2 separate regions of the Homo sapiens genome follow, and region 1 is linked to region 2. A link is a loop called in an ENCODE intact Hi-C map of the cell type or tissue named here. Cell type or tissue: heart left ventricle. All regions are shown on one strand. Each heading gives the region's core, and the rest is flanking DNA. Links, peaks and the distances in the headings are about the cores only.

Region 1 (5,385 bases), core at 268-5,267, 390 kb after region 2:
CTTGGTCAAGGCACCTGTAAAGTCACCCAGCCCTCTGGCGGCTTCCCGTTTACCCAGGGCCAGCACCGAGGGCATAAAGGGCGTTCTAACCCACATAACAGAAGACATTGCGTTGCTATTCTGTACTTTTGTTAATTAGGTAAACTACGCCAAGAGAGGCTCAGAAACCTGCCCAAAATGAGCTGGAGCATCAGCAGGGGTTCCAAATGGCAGGCGTCCTCTCCCCTCTGTCCCACAAAGAACAGTCCGTCCCCTGGGCTGGGAGCTGGGCCCGGAGCCCCGGGGCAGCCCGCCCGGCCGTGCTCGCTGCGCCCCCGGGCTGCGTTCATCAAGCGCAACTCCAGGCGCGCGCCGCAACCGCGCAGGGCAACCGGGGGCTCTCCCGCCGAACCCGCCCTCACTTACATCTTTCTCGTCGCCCTTCAGGGGCTGCTAGTTTGCTAATGCTGCCAGGAAGCTCTCCTCCCAGTTTTCTAGCTGCCGTTCCAGCGAGCAGAGAGAGAGCCTCGGTGGTAATAAGCCTCGCACAGAACACAGCACTAATTCTAACGCACAGGCGGTTCCACTTACCGTTTATGGAAAGCCACAAAGCCGGCGTGAGAACACCTAATTACCGCGTGAATTAGTGAAAAAACAGATGCGAGGTTTACAAAAATGTCTGCCAGTGTCTAGTAAATGGCCACAATTGATAGAGATGCTCCAAAGGCCTGCTGGGGGCAGAGGCTGGCTCAGGCACAGCCCCAACCCAAAAAATGCTGTCAACAGTTGCCGGCACCCCCAGAGCGCGCCCCCAGTTCTCTTAGGTGAAAGGGCTGGGAAATCGTCTATGAGCAGCCACTTAATAGTCTTGTACTCACGAACCGCAATTATCAACAACAAGCGCCACCCACAGACTCAGTGGGAATGTGTTCATGGTTAATCAATTCGATTGATCACTGTTTATTAAGTAAAAACCTGCTTTCTAAACAGTTCCTCCCTAAATGGTGTTTTTGCAGGCTGCTAGAAAACAAGAGACTAATTGGGGCTCCTAATTTAAATCCAAGCGTGCACATTACTAAAAGCATTCGCAGCAGGGGTGTGGGCATGGTGAACCCTCAGTCCCCCAGAGTGGCCACGCTAAAGCCGACATTCTCACATTATAAAGACCTCCCAATCCCTGCTTTAATTTCTCCGATCAAGAAGCCACGGTGACCAGGTCAGATGAGGACATCAGGAAGGAAGTCCACTGATAATATAGATTATGGGAATATTTGAGTCCCATCGGTGCTGTTAAATTGATCGGCTCCATTCAGCACCTTGTGAATCGAGATGGGAAATCGATGGTTGGACGGGCCAGGTGCCGAGATAAGTGACCATAGCGTATTTTTGTTATCTCCTTACAGAGAGTCATGATCTCTACCACCCTGAGTGCTCTAAATCTAAGCAAAATACAACAGAAAATCCAACACAGAGGAGGTCAGGGTGATTGCGCGATTGTGCTATAATCCAGAGAGGAAGGGGTCTGGCTGGTCCAGGGCTAAACTCTTCCTAAATGTGGCCACCCCCGCATGTGAGGAATTGGACCCAGGAGCAGCACAGCAGCTCCACTTTATCCACACCAGCTCTTCATCTGCTGCAAGTGCTGGGGGCTAAGCGGAACAGCAAGGAGACTGCCCTCCACCCCAGCTGAGGCTGCCAGTGTCAAGGCACTTCTAGCATGGGAGCCGAGCCCGCCCTCCAAAGAAGAGAGCTTTGCATTTCCTGTGTATCACCTGCCTCTGTTGCAAAATTCCCATCCATGCCTCAGGAAGATATTGCAGAGAGTGACAACCTCCCACTATTCCCGTTATTTTTCATTGTTTGATATTCAGGTCTTTTCTGCCTGCCCAGCTCAGGAATTCCACTCTCCCTAAACGAAGAGACCGTGAAGACCCTCATAACTCCCATCCATCACAGACAGAAATACCACAGATTAGGAGCCAGTAAAGAAATAAAACACACATTTTCGCATGCAATTATATGTGAAATTACTGCATAGACAGATATCCAAACTCTCAGGAATCCAAATCAGAAATAACATTAATTACTCCGAAAGGGTAACTAGCCAAAGGAAATTGAAGTCTTCTAGGGAGGCTGCACAAGGATTTTAATTTTCGATTAAGAAACCATTTGCGGGTTCCAATCCCCAATAGATGCAAATAACCCTATTTCCATACACTGGATGCAGAGTCAGTTTTATGTATCTCCAAAAACAGGACAGAGAAACTCTGAAAATATTTGTCAATCGTTTCTGCACAACGTGCTGTGCCTGCAGTCTTTGCACGCCCACATGCAGGGCTGTGTTAAATCTGTCTCGACCTCAGTCTCATAAAGAAATAAAGACCAAGTTATCACCATTTGATACCCAAGCGGCAGATGCTCTTTTCCATCTGGATAATGAACATCAAAAACCTGGAATGTAGAGAGATGTGTGTTCTTGGTTACAGCGCCTGCAATGCCCCTGCTTAGCTGAGAAATATTAGGGCTCAGTAGAAACATATAAGTCACAACATCCACAATTCTGCAGGAAAGAGAGAAACTTTTAATAGGAGCGGGGCTGCATCAAAGCAACCCGTAATTAGGTACAAATTTGGCTCATGGTTCAGCAATTTCTACAGATTAGCTGTACTGACCTTCTGGAGCCCCAGGGTGCTTATTTCGCATTTGCGGTTGCAGAGTGACCTCTAGTGTTAAAAGACAAGGATTTTTTTTTTTTTTTTTTTTTTTTTTTTTTTTTTTAAGGATAGCATCCAAAGTTAACATCTTTTTTTTTCTTTTTTTTTTTATTATACTTTAAGTTTTAGGGTACGTGTGCACATTGTGCAGGTTAGTTACATATGTATACATGTGTCATGCTGGTGCGCTGCACCCACTAACTCGTCATCTAGCATTAGGCATATCTCCCAATGCTATCCCTCCCCCCACCCCACAACAGTCCCCAGAGTGTGATGTTCCCCTTCCTGTGTCCATGTGATCTCATTGTTCAATTCCCACCTATGAGTGAGAATATGCGGTGTTTGGTTTTTTGTTCTTGCGATAGTTTACTGAGAATGATGATTTCCAATTTCATCCATGTCCCTACAAAGGACGTGAACTCATCATTTTTTATGGCTGCATAGTATTTCATGGTGTATATGTGCCACATTTTCTTAATCCAGTCTATCTTTTATCTATCCTTACTATTGAAAGCACGAGCTGTAACACACCTTTGGGGAAAAGTCCCTGGGAAATCTCCATAAGGTAATCAGATACAGATGTGACTTTTTGTTGTGTGCAAATCACCGTTAGAGACTGTTCTAAACCTTCTGTCATGGAAATTTCCAAAGGGTTTACACATTTCAGAGAATATCTATGTTGGCTCTTTTTTTCCTCTTTTTGTTATATATTGGGGTTATGTGAAATTTTATTTTTAAAAATGTATGTGCCTTATGATGCTCTCTGGCCTATAGACAATTAAATAACTTATTATTCCCTCTTAAGGAGAATGGGCCCAACATTGACCCCAAACAGAGCCTGAAGTTTTTGCCTTAATTCCTTGAAAATAAAAATGATGGGAATCACAGCAGAAACTCTTTGGGACCAGGGCCGAGTTCACAGTGACAGCTCATTCTTGCCACTGTTGGCCCTAGTTGGGACTTGGAGTGCAGTGAGCAGGAGACAGTGTTTGCTGGGCACCAGTTGAGCTGGCCAGAGCCAGTTACAGAATGCACAGGGCCCAGTGCAAAGTGAAAATGCTGGGCCCCTTTTCCAAAAAGCAGGAAAGAAGGTGCCAGGAAAGGTACTAAAATATAAGGACTTTTCCTTTCTCCTGCTGTCTCTCTTTTGACTTGCAGTGTTATTATTTGCTATTTAATAGCTGCTAGGTTTGGAAAAATTAAACGTAAATTGATAGCACGAATCTTACCATTCCTGTGCCTTGCCATCTTACAATACTAATGGAAGCATTTAGCTCAAAGCATGTAGCTCACATGCAGAATCACAGAAATTATAGAATTTGTATTTCCTAACTTATACATAAATAGGTTTGGGGGCGGTGAGGTTTAACCAGTACAGATGATTGCATTCAGAGGCACACAATGGCACAATCGCCCTGGCCTTTCAACCAATCCCTTACTGGAAATGCTGCACAAAAACTAGCTTTGCTGGTTTTATTTCATTTCTGGATATGCATACATTCTACCAGCACCCTCTGCCTTCGAGTTACTGAGGATTAAGACAGGACTGAAGGCCAGGTGCAGTGACTCACGCCTGTAATCCTAGCACTTTGGGAAGCCAAGGCAGATGGATCACTTGAGCCCAGGAGTTGGAGACCAGCATGGGCAATATGGTGAAATCCCATCTTTACAAATAATACAAAAAAAAAGTTTCTGGGTGTGCTGGCATGCCCCTGTAGTCCCAGCTACTTGGGAAACTGAGGTGGCAGGATTGCTTGAGCCCAGGAAGCAGAGGTTGCAGTGAGCTGAGATCGTGCCACTGCACACCAGCCCTGGTGACAGACCAAGACCCTATCTCAAAAAGAAAAGAACGAAAAGAAAGGCTAGTTCCCTTTCCTCCTATGTCATAACTACTGGCATAAGTGGTTGACTAACACAGAGAAACAACAGGAATGAAAAAGAATATGCTAGGCTTCCTTGGCTGATGATGTCCTTAGAACATCATATCCTTCTTTCCATTTTGAGTCAAATTCTAGTTTGAATGGAAAGCATGGCCCATCAGGCCCATACTTAATCAAAGATGTAACACTTGTACTCACTTTGAGTAATCTTGTTCTCACTTTGAGTCTTTCTGAACTCCCACCATCATGGGAGCACCAGAATTCTGTGCTCATGAGGCAAGGAATGGCAGCAAACACACATACCACGCGTATCTCCTCTGCTCAGGTGCATGCTGTATTGTCCCATTGGACTTCATCACAAGTGTAAAGATAAAATCATGGAGTATTTAAAGATGGCAATGGCAGAGGATTCAACCATGCACAGGGCTCTTCTGAACATGAGTCCCTGTGTGACTGCAGAGGTCAAATGCCCATGAAGCCAGCAGGGGCTGGGGAAGCTGGCCTTCTGGCAACTGATGCACCTGGGTGCCGTAGAAGCAGAGAGTGGGACATCCCTACAGACAGAGTGGCTGGGGGAGGCTTCATGGTGCCCATCCTGTCTAGGAGGAATAAGAATGTGACTGAGACTGTTTTTCCTAGGGCAGCCCCACACGTAAATATAAAAATCAATCTTCAAAGTTTTCACAGTGGATCCTCCAACACTTGTGAAGCAGGGGAAATGTAATCCACCGCATTTACACTGAGGAATTAGAGACTTGGAGAGATGGGGCAACGAATGGCATAACGGCACCCAGCCCTGGGTGAGTGGGGCT
Region 2 (5,385 bases), core at 164-5,163:
CCCACAAAGAATTTACATGCTAGCCAAGGAGTGGAAAACAATGCCAGAAGCTAGACCTCCTTCCCCATCCTACCCTCTTCACTTAGCCCATTCCTGTTTGGTCTTTCCTCCCCTCTTTGATTCTCTCAGTTTGAGTTGAGTGTCGTGGCAGAGTACTCCAGGGCACCAGCACTCATATCAATTCTTATCATCGTTACAAATGGTGTCAGAGGTGTGGCGCAGTAGCTCACACATGTAATTCCAGCACTTTGGGAGGCCAAGGCAGGTGGATCGCTTGAGCCCAGGAGTTTGAGACCAGCCTGGGCAATGTGGCAAAACCCCATCTCTACAAAAAAACTACAAAAATTAGCTGGGCATGGTGGTGCGTGCTTGTTGTCCTAGCTACTTGGGAGGATTACCTGATCCCAAAGAGGTCAAGGCTGCAGTGAGCCATAATTGCACCATTGCACTCCAGCCTGGGTGGCAAAGTGAGACCCTATCTCAAAAAAAAAAATGGTGCCAGAATTTACACACACATTTATATTGTGTTTTATATATATATACACATATATATATAATCACAATGACTTACTAAGGTCATAGCCTATTTCCTTGTGTATATAATGAGGATAACAAAGGTCCCTACCTCCAAGGATTGCTGTAAAGATTACACAGAAAAATGCACTCTTTCATTTGTTTAATGCCCCTGTGATATTCTACTGATAGCGGAGGAACTGAGGCAGGACTTCCACAGGTGCACACTAATAACTGGGGAGCTCTAGAAAGAGAGGGAAGCACCCAGATGTCAGGCCAGTCACCAGCCTATCTTCTTTCCTATCTTGCTTCCCAATAATAGAACCTGTTTTAGTTGGGGTGGTATTGTTTCTAGGGCCATTTCCTGGCCTAGCTTGTAGCTAGGTACATCCACGAAACTAAGTTCTGACTAATGAGATATAAGCTGACATTATTGGAGAGGGTTATGAGAAATCTCTTTAAATGGTAGAAAAATGGCTGTGCAAACTCTTTTTGTCCCTCTCTTCTTCATTTTTCTGTCTGGATCATGGATGTAATGGCTGGAGCTCTGGTAGCTGTCTTGGACCATGAAGCAACCTTAAGGATGAAAGCAAAGTGATAAGAGTGCAGAGCAGCAACACAGAGGAAGACTGGTTTCCCAGTGAGCCTATGGAGTCCTCACACCAGCTCTGACGTGCTTTCCTCTAGATTGTGATATGTGAGAAAAACATCCTTTCATCACATTCTGTTTAGTCTCTGCTCTTAGTAGTCAAACACAATGTCTCACTGATATAGCAAACATGACCAAGATACCCTCAACTTTACACAGCTTACAATCTCATTTGTTGGAACTAACACAATATGAGAACTTTGGGATACTGGATTACAGGAGGCATATAGGAAACCTGGAAGATAAAGGAAAATTTCTCCAGAGAAGTCAAACCTCGGATTGGAATTAAGGATTGGTCAAAGTTAGCCCCATAGAGAAGAGAGAGAAGTGTGTTCCAAGAGAACAGCATGCAGAAGAGCCCAGAGGCAGCGGAGGAAGCACAGCCTGCTTATGTTAATAAATATGAATTTGATTACAAGAGTTATAGAGACTACCAAAGGCTTTTATGCAAAAAAAAAAGTGATAGTAAAAAAAATAAATAATATCCCAGGGCCAGACATGGTGGCTCACTCTTGTAATCCTAGCACTTTGTGAAACTGAGATGGAAGGATTGCTTAAAGCCAGGGGTTCAAAACCAGCCTGGGCAACATAGTGAGACCCTGACTCTACCAAAAAAAAAAAAAAAGTAAATTAGCCTGGTGTGATGGCACACACCTATAGTCCCAGCTACTTGAGAGGCTGAGGCAGGAGGAGCACTTGAGCCCAGGAGTTCAAGGCTGCAGTGAGCTACAATCACACTACTGCACTCCAGCCTGGGAAACAGAACAAGACCCTTCCATTTACCAAAAGATCCTTCTCACTTCTAAGCAGAGAAGGGACTAAAAAGGCAAGTCTGAAAGCAGGAGATAGGTGGAGGCTCATGCAGAAATCCAGATAAGATACCAATGCACCTAGAACTGGCAGGGTGCTGGCAGTGGGAGGAGAGATGGATGGATTTGAGTGATGCTTGACAAATAGAATTGGCAGGACATGGAAAGTAAGGGAATACAGTCAAGAGAGGGTCTCAGTGTGTGCTGGCTTGAACCAATTTCACAACAAGAGAATCAGCTCAGCCTGCCACATTGCACCCAACACCACTGCAGAAAAGTCTTGTTTTGTAGCAAGAGATTGGTTCTCTAGCCTCCCTTGTGGATATGTCCATGGGTCAGCCCCGGCCCAGCCATTCATTACTACTGAAAATATGTAAGAAAAACCTTTTTCATTTACAAAGTAACATTATATATAAGGTTAAAATGTGATGGGTATTAACTTGCAGAGAAATATTTCAAGGTTTCTTGTGAAGGTAAAAAGTGGTAGGTAGTTTTTTATACAGATAAGTGCATGACAATTAGCTTACAGAAAAATGATCCCAACTATTCTTAGAGTACAAATTCTGTGGTTCTTTTCCAGCAATGTCGTCAGTCTCAACTCTCAGAGATGATTTGGGGAAGGGTTCTGAGATTTAGTATATGAAAATGCGGGGCATCAAGAAGGAACATCCTAGGAATAAAGAGAAACCCACCTCACTTCAAAGAGAGCAGTCTCTCATTGAATTGCCCAGTGCAGTTCTGAGGACCAACATCAACAGGGTGGAAGTAACCATGCAAGTGCAGTGACAGTGGCTGCCATGAGAGGGCAGCCTAACACGGTTCCTGTAGGAATCGGGGCTGCTCAAGGCTGAGAGGTATAGATGGCCTAGGGCTTCAATATGACCAACACAATCCCACTTAGAGAATTCTCTCATTGTAGAAGTAGTGCAAAATATGGGGTTGAGGAACACATCCTTAAGAAAGGTGATTTCAATATAATAAGTAAGAGGAAAACTGGAAGCAATATGAATATCTAACACTAAAGAAATGGCCAAGGAAATTATGATATATGCAGAATAGCATGCTTTTTCCATCAAAAATTATAAGGAATGAAACAATAATGTTGCATTTTCAATGCAAGACACAATGTGCTAGATATGAACATGAAATGTATTTAAATATACAATTAAAAACTAAATTACTATGGGAAATATGGGCAGGAAAAGGTAAATGTTATAATAAGCCTTCATAATATTAAAAAAAAGACTTAGTCATCAAACAAGAAGTGCAAGTCAGGAAAGACGTATAAATTGGAAAGGAAAAAGTCAACCATCTAGAAAATTCTAAACTGTCTCTTAAGTAATTCTTGTTTTTTTTTTTTTTTTAAGGCAGAACAGCAAGAAAAAAATGTGTTTTTTCGATTCATGGCATTAAAACCTACATAATTAAATAAGAAAAAATTAATGAGTTAAACATCCAGTTCAAAATGTTAAGTAAAACAAAAATAAAATAAACTCACATAACACATGGAAGAGGATAATAAAGGAATGAAAGAAATATAAAACAGAAAAAAAGTAGAGCATTTTCAAGGAAAATACAAGGCACAAAACTGACCCCAGAAGAGGGAGAAAACATAAATAAAACAAGAAAAGTGAAAAAAATAAAATAAAAAAGAAATAGTAAATAGCAGTAGCATTCATGAACAGAGTTATTTCCCTACAATAGAAAATATTGTTATTTATTAAAAGGATAAAGGTCGTTAGAATGAGCTGATATTAAGGTAACTTTTCTCAAAAGGAAAATGCAAGGTTTAGCACAGCAGGTATGCTGTGACCTCCTTGTGCAATATTTATTTATTTATTTAGACAGAGTTTTTGCTCTGTTGCCCAGGCTGGAGTGCAATGGTGCGATCTCAGCTCACTGCAACATCTGCCTCCTGGGTTCAAGCGATTCTCCTTCCTCAGCCTCCCTAGTAGCTGGGATTACAGGTGCGCACCACCACACCTGGCTAATTTTTGTATTTTTAGTAGAGACGGGGTTTCACCATGTTGGCCGGGCTGGTCTGAAACTCTTGACCTCAGGTGATCCACCCACCTCTGCCTCCCAAAGTGCTAGGATTACAGGGATAAGCCACCACGCCTAGCCCCTTGTGTGATATTTAAAGACCCATGTAGACATATGGTATTAGATAAGTTTGTGATATTAAGGACCTATTGTAATCGGGGCAGCGTGGTGCACTAGGTAATACTGAGACTCAGGAGCCAGATTCTCTGGATTTGAATCCTGGCTTCACCACTTTCTAGCTGTGTGATTGTCAGCAGTGTCCTTAGCTTCTCTGTGCCTTAGCTTCTTCATCGGTGAAATGGTAACAACAATAGACCCTAATTCATAGAGCTATGGGAATTAAATGGGCTAATTATTACAAAGTACTTTAGAACAGTGTCTGATAGTAACATAATAAATGCCTACTAAATATTAGCTGTGGTGATCCCTCCTAAAAGCATTACTAGGAACTGTCCTTGGGAAATTGGGTGGAGGGTGCTTAGAGGCAAAATGAGCAAAGCCTCCATTTTTCTGTGTTCCTTTCTGAACTTCTTGCATTTCCTAGGCATCCACATTACTAAATAGGACTGTGTGGACACTGGAATCATGGGACACTTTGGTTTTCCTCTTCATCCTTTTCTATATTTATAATATATATATATAATACATATATACTTATCTTTATTCAAAAATAATTATATATAATATTTTTAAATGTTGTGTTTGTACTTAGCACAACTATGTAAAAATAGAAACAAATGGAAAATTATTAGAAGGAAAATCTTAAAAATTATAGGACTTTTGTTAGTATAAGAAAATACAGAATCTTATTTCCCCCTTCATTTTAAACAAGTATTTTATTTATTTATTTATTTATTTATTTATTTATTTATTTTTGAGACGGAGTCTCGCTGTGTCCCCCAGGCTGGAGTGCATTGGCACCATCTCGGCTCACTGCAAGCACTGCCTCCCGGGTTCACGCCATTCTCCTGCCTCAGCCTCCCGAGTAGCTGGGACTACAGGTGCCAACCACCCGGCCCGGCACATTTATTTTTAAATACACTAGCTTCAGATGATATATTTTTGTAAAATATTTCAATGTAAGGTAAAAATACTTTCTGGCCTTTTCCGTGCTTAGCCCCTCCAGGGAGGGCATCTTCTCTCTGCATTAACATAGACACATACATAGTTATAGAAATGTGTAATTGCGATGTTTTTAGCAATATAAATGCCATCACACTTCATGTATTGTTCTGCAACTTGCTTTTTTCAATTAAAAATATGTCTTGGAAAAAGGAATTTCTATGCCAATACACAAATATCTACCTATTTAATAGCTGCATAGATTTCTGTGATGTGTTTGTGGCAACAGTTTATGTAACTGTTTCACTA

What was found. Hi-C counts contacts between places; a loop is a spot of excess contacts. Peaks named below come from ENCODE experiments on the same cell type or tissue, not always from the same donor. Only the 100,000 strongest peaks of a DNase experiment are listed, where the experiment ranks them.
Region 1: it touches region 2 in a loop (12-fold over the local background); 76 of 110 quality-filtered maps call a loop at or near these places.

What each region holds. Positions count from the first base shown.
Region 1 is chr15:98,292,661-98,298,045 of GRCh38, forward strand. No RefSeq gene overlaps it. Among named protein-coding and RNA genes, the nearest start is that of LINC02351, 130 kb to the right of the region's middle. In heart left ventricle, for the core only: a CTCF peak has its summit at 2,695 (motif pointing left); no DNase peak of the experiment used is centred there; H3K4me3 peaks cover 150 bases; H3K27me3 peaks cover 1,692 bases.
Region 2 is chr15:97,906,719-97,912,103 of GRCh38, forward strand. No RefSeq gene overlaps it. Among named protein-coding and RNA genes, the nearest start is that of LINC00923, 35 kb to the left of the region's middle. In heart left ventricle, for the core only: CTCF peaks have their summits at 2,772 (motif pointing right) and 2,975; a DNase peak (open chromatin) is centred at 2,793; H3K27me3 peaks cover 1,441 bases.